Linked DNA regions of Mus musculus: region 2 is linked to region 1. Evidence: chromatin loops called from intact Hi-C (ENCODE). Cell type or tissue: heart. All regions are shown on one strand. Each heading gives the region's core, and the rest is flanking DNA. Links, peaks and the distances in the headings are about the cores only.

The links. Hi-C counts contacts between places; a loop is a spot of excess contacts. Peaks named below come from ENCODE experiments on the same cell type or tissue, not always from the same donor. Only the 100,000 strongest peaks of a DNase experiment are listed, where the experiment ranks them.
Region 2: it touches region 1 in a loop (2.9-fold over the local background); 1 of 42 quality-filtered maps calls a loop at or near these places.

The regions. Positions count from the first base shown.
Region 1 is chr1:182,122,223-182,126,605 of GRCm38, forward strand. Srp9 (signal recognition particle 9) reads left to right here and starts at 2,515. Exons shown (of 3, transcript NM_012058.3): 1 at 2,515-2,753. The coding sequence starts at 2,682. It overlaps Gm33725 (a long non-coding RNA gene), which reads right to left and starts at 2,544. Exons shown (of 3, transcript XR_373761.4): 1 at 2,211-2,544. In heart, for the core only: a CTCF peak has its summit at 2,432; DNase peaks (open chromatin) are centred at 2,509 and 2,879; H3K4me3 peaks cover 1,988 bases; H3K27ac peaks cover 1,428 bases.
Region 2 is chr1:181,840,472-181,844,854 of GRCm38, forward strand. Lbr (lamin B receptor) reads right to left here and starts at 1,930. Exons shown (of 14, transcript NM_133815.2): 1 at 1,817-1,930. In heart, for the core only: a CTCF peak has its summit at 2,103; a DNase peak (open chromatin) is centred at 1,980; H3K4me3 peaks cover 2,994 bases; H3K27ac peaks cover 2,866 bases.

The DNA of each region.
Region 1 (4,383 bases), core at 249-4,248:
AAATATTTGCTGGGACCAATCTAAAAGAGGTAGGGTTAGAGGGTGTGAACATGATCAAGGCACATTGTGGACATGTGTGAAGATGTCATAACGAAACTCATTGTTATGTACACTGCTAAAAATGTTTACAAACTCCTCTTCCAAGAAGGCCTTTCTGCTGGACTGTCCTTTGTCTCGTCTCGTTTGTTTCTGCTCTTCAGCGTCCCCATAGCCCCTGCAATATGTCCCTTGTTCTAAGGGAATAGAAGCCTTCTTCTGAAGCTAATCTTATTCACAAGTGACTTTAACCTTCGTAGAGATGACTCAGCTAACCACCCAGCCTCCTGGGAACTTGAGCTGTAAAGCCCTAATGTTTGAGCAGACCTTCAAGCATCCCCCGGGAGGCTGACTTCAGAGTCCCTTTGTTTCACCCCCTTTAAAAAAAATCAAAATAATTGCTATCTATTTAGCCCAGGTACCATGATGGCCTCTTGCTAGGACTGCCATCATTCTTGTTTCTTTCTTCCTTTCTTTTCTTTGCTTATTTCTTTTTTTAAAAAGATTTATTTAGGGGGGCTGGTGAGATGGCTCAGTGGGTAAGAGCACCCGACTGTTCTTTCGAAGATCCGGAGTTCAAATCCCAGCAACCACATGGTGGCTCACAACCATGTGTAAGGAGTGTCTGAAGACAGCTACAGTGTACTTACATATAATAAATAAATAAATCTTAAAAAAAAAGGACTGAAGGTTTGTCCCAGAGACTGCTCAATGTTTAAAAAAAAAAAGATTTATTTATTTATTTATTTATTTATTTATTTATTATGAGTATGCTGTTGCTGTCTTGAGACACACCGGAGGAGGGCATCGGATCTAATTACAGGTGGTTGTAAGGCACCATGTGGTTGCTGGGATTTGAACTCAGGACCTTTGGAAGAGTAGTCGGTGCTCTTAACTGCTGAGGCATCTCTCCAGCCCTGCTTGTTTATTTCTAAGTAGCCCAGTTTGGCCTTGGACTAAATAGCTGGGACTTTCCGCAAACTCATGACATAAAAAAAGAAAAAGAAAGAGCAAAAGAAAAAAAGGAAGGAAGGAAAGAAGGAAGAAAAGAGAAAGAAAATGAATGAAAGGAAAGAAAAGAGAAAAAATGAAAGAAAGAAAAAGAAAGAGAAAGAAGGAAAAAGAAAAGAAGTCGGGCAGGGGTGGCGCACGCCTTTAATCCCAGCACTTGGGAGGCAGAGGCAGGCGGATTTCTGAGTTCAAGGCCAGCCTGGTCTACAGAGAGAGTTCCAGGACAGCCAGGGATACACAGAAAAACCCTGTCTTGAAAAACAAACAAACAAACAAACAAACAAAGAAGAAAGAAAGAAAAAGAAAAGAAAAAGATAGGGAAGAGGAAGGCAAGATGGGGAGGAGAATGTGGCTAAGTTCAGTGGCAGAGACCTTGTCTAGAATGCACAATCCTTAGCACTGAAAACCCAAAACAATACAAGACAAAACAAAACAAAAAACCCAACAAAACTGTTTAAAGCTGATCAATGGGGGCTGGTGAGAGGGCTCAGGGTTAAGAGCACTGACTGCTCTTCCAGAGGTCATGAATGAGTTCAAATCCCAGCAACCACATGGTGGCTCACAACCATCTGTAATGAGAAACAAAAAATAAAAACAACAACAGCAACAACAACAACAAACCTTTGGGCCCGGATTGAGGAGGGGCAGAGCAAGATGGAGAAGGGAAGGGGGAAAAAGCAGCTCAATGGACAGGGGGATGTAATTTTTAGTAAGAGTAAACATTCGTGGGGCCAGGAGTGAAGACAGAGGAAATGAATTACAAGGAGGCATGAAGAAATTTCTAGAGGTGAAAAATACCCCCATATATTGATTATGACATTAGGCAAGTAGGTATATGCTCTGTGGCTGTGTGACGTGTGTGTATATGTATTTTTTTCAGAATCCATGATCGTATATTCTCAAAGCCGATGTTTACTGCACACATAAACTATATACCCCAATAAAATTTCTTTTAAAAGCTGTCCTGTGTCACACTCTGCCTGAGGGAAAGACTCAAATTTCGTATCCTAGCAGATGCCACAGTGTAGCTTCCTTCTCTCTGTGCTTCTTCTCTTCCTCCATTCCCTTGAACACTACTGTTCCTCTTAAGTACACGTACACTGCAGATCTTAAATGTGCCTAGAGGTCTCGCCCTTCTCTACTCCCTATTCAGTTTGTCTCACCTCTGGGAGCCTTGCTCCTTTTTGTTCCACTGACCCGATACAAAAGTCTACCACAGAAAGTTTTTGGTTGCGCGTCCGTTATGTCTCCCCAACTCCTTGATTAGGCTTTGAGTGTGACAGCTGCGCCTTGTCATCACCACGACTGTGACTTGGGTACCAGGTCACAGAGCTCCTTAGTCTTTGGAAAGGCAGCACAGGCACTATCCCCTCCAGCCCTGCAGGCGGCGCTGTGGCAGCCGCCCTCTCCTCTCCCGACCTCTCAGAGCGGAGGCCCCGCCCCCCGACATCACGCCTCCTGCCCATTGGACAGGCGCGCGGCCGAGGCTGGCCAATGGCGTGAGCGCTCGTGAGCCTCCGTCTTTGCGCCGCCGGAGTGCAGCGCTGTGGGCGGTTGCGGGAGAGCGGCGGGCCGCCGGGGCGACAGCGCCGTGACTCGCTTCGCGGCCTTGTTCCTCGCTGCCTGAAGCCACGATGCCTCAGTTCCAGACCTGGGAGGAGTTCAGCCGGGCGGCCGAGAAGCTCTACCTGGCGGACCCCATGAAGGTGAGTCGCTGCAGGGACCGCCCTGGGGCCCGGGGCTTCTCTACCCTTGGCGCGGCCTGAGCACGCCCAGGAAACAGTCGGCCCACCCGGTGCCACTGTCCCTTCGTCTGCTTCCGACTGACCCGGAGACCCAGTGACCCAGCGAGGCGACCCCAGCAGCTACAGGCAGGGCGGTTTCCGCAGCGCCGGACCCCACAGCGGCCTGCACCCGGGGGAGCTCCTAACTTCCGCTCGGGATCTGGTTGGTTTACGTGTCGCTGAGTGGGCTCCTCCCCCTGCACCGTCGCTTTCCTGTCCGTCGCTTAGTTTAGTGCCCCTTTCCTTTCCTACCCAGACCCGAGAGTACCAGCTTATAAAATGGTGCTACTGTACGTCCCAGTTAGGAAGCACCTGCTCTACTTTTTTTTTTTTTTTTTTGGATAGTGGGGATTTTTAGTCTTTTCCTGGACCAGTTGAAACATGGAGACTGTTTGCACTCTCACGTTAGACATAAATGTTTGCAAGCGGTTTCATTCCCCAAAGCAAACTACCCAGTCCCATCTCAGCAGTTCAGAACAAGTTCCGGGAGGGGGACACAAAGGTCAGCTTCATCATTCCTTAAAGGATTGTTGAAGGTATGGTAGACGCATGTTTTATGAATATACACGTTAAGGAAAAAGAAAACAAAAACAAAAAAACCGATGAGCAGCTAACAATCTCAAGAACCCGGGCTCAGTGCATAACACGAACTCTGTGTGTGTGTGTGTGTATCATAATGAGACTGCAGAGACACTCAGCATGCAGAACTCACTTAAGGATGGAAAGAGGGAATCTACTCCTTAAATTTGCCCTCTGACCACACATCTCTCACACTAACATGTACACACACAGACACACACATGTAAGTAAAAATCAAAAATATATTGGTACTGGCAGCTTGCGGTGGCAGTACTTACTACAGGATTTTACAGGGAGCATCTTTTACTTTTGGTTGTGAGCATAGCCTTTAGCAGCTAAGCCATCTCTCCAAGCCCACAGGAAGCATCTTTTAAGAAGGTCAGTCCATTAATTCTTACGTATGTCAGTGTTTGCTTGTGCACATGGGGTGCCTGCCCTGCTGGGGTCAGAAGAGGGCATTGAATCCCCGGGAAATGGAGTTAGGCATGGGTGTGAGCCACCTTGTGGGTGCTGGGAGCCAAATCTGTGTCTACCTGCATTAGAACCACAGGAAGACCAGAGTAGACAGTAGAACATTCGGAACCATCCTTGTGTATTTTTAAGCTCCTATCTTCTCATGCGTCCTAGATGGGCCTCATTAATGTCCTGTGGAGATGAGAGTGATCTTGAACTCTGGGTGTTAGCTCCCCCGGCCCTTCTTTTTATTTCTCAGGAACTCAGAGATCCGCCTGCCTCTGCCTCCCGAGTGCTGGGATTAAAGGCGTGTGCCACCACACCCGGCTGCAGGCTCCCTTTTTAAGGCAACATTTAAAACTAATGATCTTATTAAAGTGATAATAAATGGCTAGGTAGATTAGGTATTTTTGAAATTGTGTAGTTTGTGACAGTGGTGGCTTCTTGTATGTACTTTCATGTGGTTCATTTCCTCAGTTGGGCAGTGTGCTGTAAGGTGGTATAAGGTTTGTCCAGAAGG
Region 2 (4,383 bases), core at 195-4,194, 280 kb before region 1:
TTGCCATTCATCCCATCCAGGTACTAACCACGTCTGATCCTGTTTGGCTTCAGAGATCTGATGAAATCCAGAGGATTAGAATGGTATGGCCCTAGACTCACTGCTGTTTCTCTACTGCATCTTGAAGACACCACATTAACTATGAGTCCAACAAAGAACACAAGTCAAAGTTTAAAAAAAAAAAAATTCTATTACTTATTAAATAGTAGGTAATACATAATCAAGGCACCCAGTAGATATTTGAGCCTCAATTTTTCAAAAATATGCCTATAATGTGTAATATAAAATTTGATCCCCAGAAAAAAAGGGAGGAAAAGAACTGAGACTAGCAGGGCATGGTGGCTTTAATCCCATTCTTTGGGAGGCAGAGGAAAACAGACCTCTGTATGTTGAAGGTCTGCCTAGCCTGCACTGTGTTCCAGGACAATAAAGGCTGTGCAGAGATCTTGTCTCAAAAAAACAAACAACAACAACAACACAAACCATGAACTGACACTGATGGTGATATTTTATATAGCATGTGGAGAACGACCTTGTCTTAGGAGACAAAAAAAAAAAAAAAAAAATGGGCTGCCAACAAGATATGAATGCCACTTTGCACAAGATCCACACAGTCAGTGGAAACTACATAACACATCCCAAAATATTGCCCAACAGGAGATAATTATACTGGATAGGACAAGGAGGCTCCAGACTCCCGTGTATTCTTATGCACCCAAGTAACGCATAAGAGACGCACACAGGCTTCCCTAAACAAACAGGTTGTTTGCAAAGAAAAGTCACTCGCTAAACTGTACCCTCAACCACATACCGCAGAAATTCAAGAATCCTCAGGCTTTTTTCCTGTCAACCCAGATTCTTGCTAACCCGAGGGTCATTTGGCACTGAACGCCTCACATATTATGGTACAATATAACACTATGTATCAGTGTGGCCGATTTCTTTCTACGATGCTCCGGTGCGTTACTAAGATCTTTAATCGTTTCCCCCCCTCTCCCAAATTCACTTAATGTGGCAGAAAGAAAAAGCTCAAATGGTGGCTCACAGCTACCCTTTAACACCTGAGCCGGCACAGGCCTGCTAGGCAAAACGCAAACAGGAAGGCGTTCGCAGGGTCTGTGCCCCTTCAGAGCCGTGCAGGAGAAAGCTGGCTGTCCTGGCAGAGTGGCCTTTTCCCTTAATACCCAAAAGCACGCTAATCTTAACAGTCCTTACTCACTCCCGCCCCAACTCCCCAGTCAACGCTCATCATCACCCTCTCTGTCCGTATTAGGTCCTCCATCCCGCGCTTCTCTGTAGCCCCATCTTCTAACCCTCAGAGCAGCTGCTACTTTGTAGCCCCAGATCTAGTCCTGCTCCTGCACCTGAGCCACGGCCCTAGCACACCAAGTGCGCTACACAGGGCGGGCGGGCGCAACGCCAGGCCAGCCCGCCATCGCCGAAGTGCCCCGGAGCAGGCCCTCCGCACCCCAGCGCGCACTGAGTGGCCCTCGAAGCTGCTGGAGGCGCGAGGTCCGCTGTCACCGCGCAGAAGCACTCAGGAGGCCCGGATAGGCGGGACGGCGCCCTGGCAGGAGCCAGAGGCGGTTAACCCCTCCTCCGAAGGCCGCCCGCTTTCCGAGGGCCGGGAAGCCGCGGCGAGCACAGCCCAGCCCGGCCCGGCCGGGGCACCCAACGCGCGCGTCCGAGACGGGGATCGGGGGTTGTCCGCCATCCGAAACCCGCGCTCGACTTCCGGCCCGCGCGGCCCCAGCCTCGCCGGCCGCCCCGGGGAACCCGCTCTCCACACGCGGCGGAGTCCCGCGCCGACGCTCACCTGGCCGCGCTCCGGCGGGAACTCCAGCCACTCCAGGACAGTCACCAGCAGCCAGCGGCGACTCCGCGCGCGACACAGCCGGCCGCGCTCTCGCGCCCCCGAGGTCCCGCCCCTAGCGAGGCTGCCCTGAGCTCCCCATTGGTCCCTCGACCTTTTGAATCATCGCCGGCGCTGGCGATTGGTCGAGGGCCAGTGGCGCGTCCAGCCCGCCCGCTCGTGAGCGTCCGGCGTCCCCACCCGGTTTATCTCCGCAGCCCAGGCACCAAGCCGCGCTTTGGCTCGCGCCCTCCTGCGGAGCGATCTAGGCCGGCGGTCTGGGAGGAGGGTGAAGCTCGCGCGACGCCAGGCAAAAGCGTCCGCTGCTGTCACCCGGCTCTCGGTCCGTGTGTAACCTCGGGAGCCAGCGGGCCGCGCGCTTAGTCCGGCCACGGCCGAAGCCCGCGGGCTTCGCGTCCCGCCTGGACCCGACCCCAGCAGGCCCAGGCCGGAGCCCCCAAACTCCCCCCCCCCCTTACACTTGCCACCACTGGTTGTTTCCTTCCTCTCGGGTTGAGAGTTCAAAGCAGTTCGTTAAAGCTCCCTACTTCGCCGTGCTGTTTTTAAAGGTATTTCCAACATCCCTTATTAAATACATCTGAGTGTCTTCCTGCCTCGGAAGCACTGTGGGTTCAGATGCAAGGCTGAAATAAGTCTTTTCATCCGCAGCGTGGCTTCAGGTGCACAGCGCTGTCACCTTCTCAGCTACAAACGAGTGAGTAAGTGCGTGCCTCGGAGCCCTTCCTAAGAAAGAGTGCTCACCACGATTTGATTTGTCATTGCCGTTGGGGTTGCCCTGGGTGGAAATCTAAACCACAGATGTGTGCATCAAGAAACCTCTAAACGTAAAGTTTGGCAAATCCCTTAAGCTTCAGCTCTTAAAGACGAATCCTACTCCGAGTCCTGCGGCAAATAACACAGGAAAACACCATGGGAAGGATGTCGTTTGAGATAAATTCTACTAATACCAAAGACATCCTTCACTCCTCAAACCCAGAGCCAAGGTTCCGTTGGGTTCCCTCCACAGGACATATAAGCATTTTCACTTACAAAATAAAAGACCAGAGGCGGGGAAACCTTGTAAACTTTGGTTTATAGTTTCTTCAAAAGGACCAGGCCAGTGAGGCTGGAGAGCCAGCTCAGATGATAAAGAACCCTGCCTTGAAAGAATAAGAACTTTGTGAGCACTTGAGACCCTCAGCACTAAAATTAAAACAAGAGGAAGGTGCTCTCAAAAGGCTGTAACTATAATGAAGGGGACAGAGGTAGCTGGGGACAAACAGATCTCCCTGGACTCAGTTGGTAACAGCTAGGATTTTGTGAGACACCCTGTCTCAAAGAGCAAGATGTTGCGCAGTTGGAGAAAGACAACTTACACTAACCTTTGGCCTTCATGTATACACTTGCACACACACACACACACACAAATAAGCCTGTATACGAATTCAACATCATACCTTATATTCACTAAAGATGTTTGTGTGTGCAAGGCATGGGTACATACAGAACTCATTCCTGCTTTTCCTTAACATTTAACTTTAAATTTTTTAATTTTATTAATAAGTTAGAAGAGGTAAGGACATGGATCCGGACCTACTAATTAATTGTGAAAATTAGATGCAGCTGTTCATTGGGAAACGCAGCTGGCAATAATTCCTTATAACATTCTCTTATTTCAGATTCACGAAATTGCCATTTGTAATCAGTACATTCAGGTAGATGAAATGTTTGTTTGTTTTTTTAACCACATGTATATCAGTAAGTTCTTAATGGATTTTGGGTCTTTCTCTATCTAAATCTCATGGTTGCATAATTTGCAATTAGATGTGAGTTGTAGCCTCACTGCAGCCTGTTTAAACTACCAAGTTCATCTTTTTCTTTAAAAGCTAGAGGTGGAGCATAAACCCTTTACCCTTGGCCAGCCACACCCCAGCCCCTGGTAAATCAATCCTAAAGATCCCTTTCTCTGACTGTTAGCTAAGAAGTAAGCCTAAAAATATGTTTGGATGCTCTCAGAGTCCAGAAATACTTCTCTGCAGAAAAATATCCCAACTTCAGCAGGACACGGGACAGCCATGCAGAAACCCTGGCCTGCTGGAATCTGAACAGATGTGGTGGTCTCTGGACCTCCCCAGGCTTGCTCTTTATCTACCCCACCTCACCAGCTCTCCAGAAGTCTCCACAGACTGGCCGGCCCTTCCTTTGACACTCTAGAATGTTCCTCTCTTTTCCAGAGTGCAGCATCCCAGGAAAACTTCACAAAGTACTTGCCACACACAGGGCTCTGTGCCACAGGCATCCATACTCATAGAGCATAGGAAATACGTTTTATACACTTTGTATCTGTGCCCATTAAGTTCACCAGTGAGCTTGCTGACTGTGAAACTGTGTTCTGGGTGTCCTCCAACTGTCCTGGGTGTCCTCCAGAAAGCCGGGTTCTATCTCCTTGAGCTTCCTCCAGTGTGGATAAAACCTACACAGAGAAATCCTGTCTGAAGGGAAAGAAGACAAAAGACAAAAAGCATCGGAGC